3 separate regions of the Homo sapiens genome follow, and all the other regions are linked to region 3. The links are chromatin contacts, found by Hi-C in ENCODE. All regions are on one chromosome and are shown on one strand. The core of a region is the stretch at or near the end of the contact, and the rest is flanking DNA. Distances in the headings are between cores, read along the strand shown. Region 1 holds the start of MIR4280HG (MIR4280 host gene). Region 2 overlaps LINC01949 (long intergenic non-protein coding RNA 1949). Region 3 overlaps MEF2C (myocyte enhancer factor 2C).

Evidence for each region. A loop is a pair of places that touch in the nucleus more often than their neighbours do. Pooled maps may share reads with other maps.
Region 1: a map with no recorded cell type shows a loop between it and region 3 (8-fold over the local background). The contact joins the promoter of MIR4280HG here to the enhancer-like site in region 3. A Hi-C loop is called at or near these places in 3 of 37 single-sample maps with no recorded cell type and 2 of 50 pooled maps.
Region 2: a map with no recorded cell type shows a loop between it and region 3 (20-fold over the local background). The contact joins two enhancer-like sites. A Hi-C loop is called at or near these places in 4 of 37 single-sample maps with no recorded cell type and 3 of 50 pooled maps.

The regions. Positions count from the first base shown.
Region 1 is chr5:87,120,899-87,123,745 of GRCh38, reverse strand. MIR4280HG (MIR4280 host gene) reads left to right here and starts at 1,551. Exons shown (of 2, transcript NR_186582.1): 1 at 1,551-1,925. The region is part of intron 1 of LOC101929380 (a long non-coding RNA gene); the gene reads right to left.
Region 2 is chr5:87,229,797-87,232,496 of GRCh38, reverse strand. The region is part of intron 2 of LINC01949 (long intergenic non-protein coding RNA 1949); the gene reads left to right. The region is part of intron 2 of LOC101929380 (a long non-coding RNA gene); the gene reads right to left. Among named protein-coding and RNA genes, the nearest start is that of LINC01949, 8.1 kb to the left of the region's middle. RefSeq lists an enhancer at 1,049-1,418. Within about 2 kb of position 1,401, at least 2 of the 41 ENCODE cell types and tissues checked have a DNase peak (open chromatin) inside an H3K27ac peak, as active enhancers do.
Region 3 is chr5:88,732,995-88,735,694 of GRCh38, reverse strand. The region is part of intron 6 of MEF2C (myocyte enhancer factor 2C); the gene reads left to right. Among named protein-coding and RNA genes, the nearest start is that of GSCAR, 37 kb to the right of the region's middle. RefSeq lists an enhancer at 302-401. Within about 2 kb of position 1,259, at least 9 of the 41 ENCODE cell types and tissues checked have a DNase peak (open chromatin) inside an H3K27ac peak, as active enhancers do.

The sequences.
Region 1 (2,847 bases), core at 302-2,801, 1.6 Mb after region 3:
AATTTTTATTTTTTCTTGGATATCTAAATCTTTTAATTTTTCTTCTTTAGGATTTATATACTTCCTTTTTAGGTTATGTTATGATCCTTCTCTCCAACTTAAAAACTTAAAACAATCAAATAAAACAACCATATCTTGTCAGAGTTATGCTGTGATTTGTGTACAAGTAGAAGGCCAGGTGGACAAATGACGGGTACTGTAAAATGAATCCAAAGCTACAAATGCAGCTTTGTTTGCAATGACAAATAGCTCTCTAATGCAACTAATTTAAATATGAAGGCTAGGTTATTGCAATAAGCTAAAAACCATTTAAAATCATTTTTAGGAAAAAAAACCCTCTCCTTGGATGTATGTGGGCTGTATTCTTAGACTTTGAAGATCAGGCTTAGGAGTTAATATTATTTAGTGGTGATTGGGACAGAGTGTCATTTTGTGACACTCCAGGACAAGTAGCCTCAGGGTGTCATGAGATTTCATGCTAGCTTGGTAAAATGAAATAATTCTAAATGACACCTCTGAGCTACTCTGAAAAGTTAGCTTTCTAATGAGAACTTAGCTACTGAAGAAGCACTTGGCTGAGTAACAAATCTCTCTACCTTTGCAAAGAATTTCTTTTTTTTACCCCCTGCTGGCATTTAAACTCAACCATTTACATTTAGGAAATCACCAATATATGTAAAAATGAAAAGGAAGGTAGAGAAGCAGCAGAAAAAGTGTGGTTGAAATAATCATTTAGCTATGATGACCATGCCAAATGTAGGTAATATTTAGAAAAAAAATTTGGATGCCATACACACAGAATTGAGGAAATTAGTTTTTGATATAGATATGTCAGAATTGGTTCTGTGATATAGTGGCAGTTTAAAAGTGTTTTCCCAAGAGAGGACTGTCAGATTCTGCTCTAAAACCAATAGAAAATGACTCAGTCTCAATTATACTTTGTATCCTAATTGCAGAGACCTTTAACATAATGACATAATGAACAATTAACACTCAACAAAGTATCAAAACCAACCACAAAAACTGCTCAAGGACTTTCAGAAAACATTCATTCTTTCAATAAATATTCACTGTAGTCCAAGAGATGTAACGAAGAACAAGACTAATAAGATTCTTACTTTTTCAAAATTACATCCTCATTGGGAGACACAGATGAATGAAGTAAGCACACATATTTATCAACTAATTTCAGATAGTGTTAAGTTCTAAGACGAAAATAAAACAGGGTGATGTGATAGAATGTACCTTGTGTGTGGATGTTGCAGAGAGGGTCAGCTTTAGTCAGGGAAGGCATCCTAGATAAGGAGGTATTTGTGCTAAAACCTGAATGATGAGGACTCCACCACGTCAAGATTTGGAGAAAAGGCATTCCATACAGAGAAACAGCAAGTGCAAAGTCCTTGAGATGGGAAAGAGCATGGTATGTTCAAAAAGAAAAAAGAACACCAGCATGGTGACAACAGAAGGGACAGTGTTGCAGAAGATGAGGTCAGAGTGATAGAGAGGAGACAGATTGGACTTTTGTTCTAAGTACAACAGGAAGCGATTTCAGCATTATAAGGAGAGAAAGGAAAGAATATGCATGATTCAAAATGATCACATTTTCATCTGGATGAAGATTAAATTGCAGAGGGGCAAACTTAGAAGAGGAGAGACAAGTTAGAGGTTTTTGTGGTAGTGCAGGTGTTTGACAATGGTGGTGAGATTAGCATGGTAGTACTGGAAATAGTAATTAGATTCTGGATACACTCTGGGAGTAGGGTCTACATATTGAGGGTTTGGATATAGAGAACAAGGGGAAGAGAGGAATCAAGCATCTCCCCTAGGATTTTGCCTTGAGCTGCTCGTGAAGTGGAAATGCATTTACTGAGAGAAGACTGGGGGAGAACAATTTATAAGGGAGGAAATTAGAAGTTCTACTCCAGGTATGTTAAGTTTAAAATGCCTATTACTTGTCTAAGCGGATCTTGACTACAAAACTGTCTGTAGTCTCAGCAAACGAGTTCTGTGGGCAATCAGCATTATTCTCTTTTTCTTGCCTTCCTGCATATTCGTAGCTTGAGGGAAAAATAGAAAAAAAAAATTCACTTGTTTATTCATTCAACAAATATTTATTAAACCATCTATTCCATAAACATTTATGCTAGGCACTGTTCTAGCAAATGTGGATAGGGGAATAAACAAGTTCTATTTTGTATCAAACTTTTTTTCCTTTTCAGGTTTAGTTTCAAGAGTGTGGGTGAAAAATGGATGACTCATTTCCGTTCTTTACTAGCTGGTCCAAGGCTGGCAGTTTGGTCTCTGTTGCCTCACTCTTCTCTGGTATGCAGTAGAAACATTCAGAAATAGACTTAGTAGCCTGGATATACAATGTCACCTGCCAAAGTCCTTCAATACCATAGTAATGAATAAAAAATGAATGGTACTAATTGATATATATTTCCTCCCATTTATTCATCCTATGTTTTTGTTTTTCTATTGTGTATTATTTTTTAAAGTACCAGAATAAACTAATGTCTTTGAGTTTGTGATGACTAATAGAAACAGTTGGATATAGAAATAATTCAGTTTAAGTCAGCCAAAGAAACACCAAAATGTTTCTGAGTAATTGGTTATTGCAGCCTTCTTAGTATTTCATTAGGGATAAATTGAGGTTTCTGAATCTAAGAAATTACCTGGTGCTTTTCAATACTGATATGATAGATTTTGATACCACTTGCTTAATATAGGAACATTTCCTGTTTTTCTTCTAGAGAACTCTGAATTAAAGAGAGAAGCAGAGATGAAAATAACTTCTCATTTGTGCTTTGAAATATTTCTTGTCCTAATTAAAATTCAGGCAAGCCA
Region 2 (2,700 bases), core at 152-2,651, 1.5 Mb after region 3:
TGGAAAAGTGTATAGATTAAAGTATGGAAGAAGGGACATGGAGCTTTCATGCTCTCACTGGCACATTACTTTCCAGAAACTTTCACATGTTCAGCTACCCAGAAGCTGTTCCAAACTCTGCCTTTTTGAGTTTTTATGGTGGCTTCATTGCATAGGCATGATTGATTATATCATTGGCCATTGTTGATGGCCAACTCAATCTTCAGCCCCTCTCCCTTCTCCATAGGTTAGGGCTGAAAGTCTCAATCCTCTAATTATGTCTTGGTCTTTCTGGCAACCAGCTCCCATCCTGAAGCTATCTAGGGTTCCACACCTACTGGTTATCTCATTAACATACAAAAGATAATCCATCATTTCTGAAATTCTAAGGGTTTTAGTATCTGTATGCCAGGAAACAGGGAAGAAGACCAGATATATATTTCACAATACCACAATGGCTTTCCTGGGTCTCCAGGTAAATGGCAGAACATAGGACATCTTAGCATAATCTCATGAGCTAATTTCTTACTAATTTCTTATAATACATCTCTCTTTATGTGTACACACATGCACACACACACCCCTATTATAGGTTGGTGCAAAAGTAATTGTGGTTTTACCACTAAAAGTAATGGCAAAAACCGCAATTACTTTTACACCAACCTAATAGTCCTGTTTCTCTGGAAAACCCTAACTAATACAAAGTTTCACCCCATGGAGCTTTGATTCTCCCACATTTTGGACTTGTACATATGTGAATGCCAAGGAATCATGTGGTGGCATCTTATGCCTTAGCATTAAAAGAGAATCCCAGGATGGGAGGAGAGGTGCTAGCAGTTTGTACCTTGTGAAGTCACACAAGTCACACATACCTGTATGTTGCTGCAATGGCTGTTGGAATAAGTACACAGAGTCCCCAAAGACTAGTGAGGCCAAGATGTGTGAGTCATTTTCCATCACACACAAAAAACCCAATTGTTCTAAGTATGTATTTTACCAAGCAGCTTTATAGAAAGAAAAACAAACAAACAAACCAAACAACAACAACAACAAAAAACCTTGGCCAGGCACAGTGGCTTACACCTGTAATCCCAGCATTTTGGGAGATTCAGGCGGGTGGATCCTTTGAGCTTGGGAGTTTGAGATCAGCCTGGGTAATGTGGCGAAACCTCATCTCTACCAAAAATATAAAAACTAGCCAGGTGTGGTGGTGCACGCCTGTAGTCCCAGCTGCTTAGGAAACTGAGGTGGGAAGATTGCCTGAGCCCAAGAGGTAGAGGTTTCAGTGAGCCGTGGGAAGATTGCCTGAGCCCAAGAGGTAGAGGTTTCAGTGAGCCGTGGGAAGATTGCCTGAGCCCAAGAGGTAGAGGTTTCAGTGAGCCAAGATTGTATCACTGCACAACTGTTGCCTGGGCAACAGAGCCAGATCCTGTCTCAAACAACAAAAACAGTCCTTATATTTAATCTCTCACAGATAAAAAAAATAGTATTTTAGCAATTATTAAAAAGTATCTTGTTTTTGAAAGAAATTTGTGCTATGAAAAGGGCATTTTGAATATAAACTGAAAAATTTTCCATTTTTAAGTGATACAGCTAAAAATTATTACAGCTTCTTTAAAATCCCCTTATCAGCATGCCTAACAAGATTTTTCTAATTTATTCTAAATCTTTCACATAAAGAATTCAGTGAGTTTTAAATTCATTTATTACATAAGAATATTATAACTTTTTATTAGTTTATAGAAAAGTTTAGTGACATCAGGATAAATTGATATTTATTATATGAAAGTTATGAAAACTTTTGTATAGTTGCTAAGTAGGATTAAAAAATGAGTATCAGAATTTGGTAAACACAGCCAGAGATACATTTCATTTGCACACAAATGTTTTTGTGAGGTTTCTTTTTCAGTTAGGAAAATCATTAAAATCATGTACTGATGTAAACTAAACTTAGTACCGGACTTTCAAATCACTTGATTCCAAAGTTTAAATCAAGGTTTTTAAAAATAAAGTATTTTCAATTATAAAATGATTAATAATTTTCTAGTGAGAGTAAAGATGTTTGAAATATTAGGCTTAGTTTATTTGATGTATATATTTAATCCTATAAAATTTCTTTTGTAATAACTATCTGCAGAGTAGCATATTTGTGATTTATAAATATTATATGCTCAGAATCCTTGATTGATAAGAGCATATGATTAAAAAATGAAAACACATTGTAGAGTTATTCATAGTCACATATGTATGTAACTGAATATATATGATATATATAATATAAATAAATATATTTAAAATACATATTTATATATAAATATGTATTATATATAAATATATATCATATATTATATATAAATATAAACAAATATATATATATAAAGAGCCATGATACATTGTCTTTAGGACAATATCCTTCCAATCTTAGCTGATCAAGTACTCTGTGTTTTCCTATCCGGTTTTACTACCCATGACTTCTTGGCGGTAATTCCTATCTACCTTCCTAATCATTTCTCTTCATTCACTTAATACTTCAACTACTGACTCACTGCCTTCCTGTACATCTTCATTCCTGTCATTGTTCTTAGTGATTCCAAGAACCATGTAGAAGAAACACTCTGAACTTTAGCTTCTCTATTCCTTGACCTCTCCTCTTTCAATGTTTTCCTCTATCCCACCTTTGCCACCTATCACAAGACCACTGGAACTTATCACCACTAATGA
Region 3 (2,700 bases), core at 10-2,509:
TCCTAACACCACATTCAAGTTCTATGTATTGACACTAATATGAGTATATACAAACTTGTAACCAGAAGAGGTAGATTCTCTAATCCTTTATGTAAGTTAACTCATATATGCTTAAATTTGTTATTTTTATGTAAAACAATATTTTTAATCAAATGAAACTATAAAACAAACTGACTCTAAAGTTGGTCTGTACTTCATTTTCTTATAATCTATAATCAGGAAATCCATTCACTCCTGCTTTATAATTTTTGTGCCTTTAAGTGGTCAGAGGAATGTGACATCTGCATACAGTCACGTCTAAATTGATAATTGTCCAGGCAGAGGGTAATTTTAAAACATAGCATGAAAAAAGGTTGAATCCATATATTAGAAGGTTGTTGAGAGGTGGTGTTTCCCACCTCCCGGACCCCTGAATTTAAATGCGACCATTCTCTTTGGTGAATTTATCTTAAGGTGGGACAACAGGCTCAACACAGGCCGCAGCATTCTGAGTGAGGAGGAGGCTGCGGTTTCCCAGCCGGTTTAAATGCAGGCTCTTCTTAGCAGTAAACCACACGCATGTATTCATCATTGATTTTCAAATCATAGGTTTCTATATCACTGGTTTAGGATCCACAGTCTTGCATTCCTGAATCTATATTATGTCCAAAGAATAACAATTTGGTGGCTGGAAACAGAAATGGTTATTATACGGCTCCAAAATGCTAGCTGGCACAATATGCTAAAAACAGCAGAAATTCACTAGCAAAAAGCAGAATTTATTTGTTCTTAAAAATAACTTGATGCTCTAAAAATATGAATTTAAGAAGTGTCATCATGGTTCAAAATATTTTACATTTCAGTATGTAAACACCTTAAAATATGTGACTAATCTTCTAAAATGGCGTAATTTCCAAATAACAGGAAATATTCCAAGAGAAAAATAGAAGGCTTTTAAAATCAATTTTTTTAGTTTTGAGGTATTTACTGAATGAAAAGCTACAATGTATATTTACTTTTTTTTCCCCTACTGCTGCCCTGAATCACTGTTTAAAATGTGGGCAAAAAGACATAGGCTTTGTTGGAATTTCTCAGAGAGTTTACTGTAGAAAATGCTAAAAAAAAAAAAAAAAAAAAAAAAAAAAAAAAACAAACTTTTCTCAAGGCCTCCGTGAAGCATTTCCATTTTCGCACACTGGCCCAGTGCTTGTCATATCACAGGACAACACATTTCACGAAGCGGTTTTACTTCCTTTTAGCAAAATAACTCCTCCATGCAAACCAGTATCGGCATCTACCGAGCTGGGGTTTTAGTTTCTTCTGATCTATTCAAGCTTCATTGCACTGCTTAACAGACTTTTTTCTCCCCCTTCTTTTGAAATTACCCAGCTAATTTTCCATTTGATTGTTTATATAAACCAGATCTCACACAGGCTTAATAGATAAGTGACATATGTCTTCAGTGTGTCCATCTGACCTTCAGCTGACAGCAAAGTATAGAGCAGAATTGACCTTGATGTTCTTATTCTCTTTTTATCCCGTAGAATCTATTAATTCAAACTAAGTTCATAACATATTCACAATAATGATTCAGGATGACATATTAAATATAAAACTCCTCTAAGCACTCCATTTTGTCAAGCTTTTTTTTTTTAAGTGAACATACTCTCTTTTGTTTGTTTTTTTCTTCTAGTGAGAGGAAGTAAATGCATTGTTTTATGTAACAGCTTTTGCCATGGAATACTGTTCGAATTTACTGTAAAGAAAATTTGGGGGTTTGTCATATTTATCTAGCTTTAGAGAATTTGGCTAATATTCCAGAAGTTTTCTTATAGAAGGGAATTGATATTCAGATTCAACCAACATTTCTTAAGTGAGTCCTGTCACTTAACACACGTTTTGGGGGTGTCCAGTTTGCTTTATTTTTGTTTTTTTGCCCCAGGAACTGGGATAATTTTATTCATAATCCAATTGACAGACTTAATCTTGTAGTTATTTGTTATATATTCAGCCTGTTTATTCATGCATAAAATGAGACAGGTAAATGAATGGGATATGAAGAACAAATCTGCTTTATACAGTGTGCCTCAAATATATTTTGCTTCTAAAGATGTTCCCATAAATATCTCCTGAAATATACCTTTGCTCTGCCTTCCCAGTTCCTCATGGCCTCTATCTCAGGCCATCAAAGTAGTCTCCAGACTGGTCCACACTAGCAGGCCTTACTAATTCCTGAGTATACCAATGCCAGTAGATCTTTCTGACCACTTAGAGGTCTGTGTCATACCTCTACTCTGAAACTTTCATTTCCACCATATAAACCCAAGGACTTTTAGCCTGGAATTTGAGATCTCCACAGCCCAACCCCTGCATCCCTCCAGAGCCTCTGACACCCCTCTCTTTTCACGGGTCCCCTTCTAAACAGGTTCCTCTCAGTGCCCCTTACCATGCTCTTTAAACTCCTACCTCAGCCCTTTCCTACTGCCCAGTCACAAGCCTAACATATCTTCCTATGGCCTTTCTTTAAGGCCCTCATCAATTCCTGCCTCTTCTGTGAATCTTTTATTGGATCACCTCTTCTCTCCCGGGAACTCAATAACACTTAATCTGGATTACTCTGCAGGCACCTCACCCTACGCTGCCTTGTATTGGTCTTTATGTTTTCCATGAGTATGTATTGGATTACCACAAAGAGATTTCAGAGCTTTTCAAGCCTGGGGC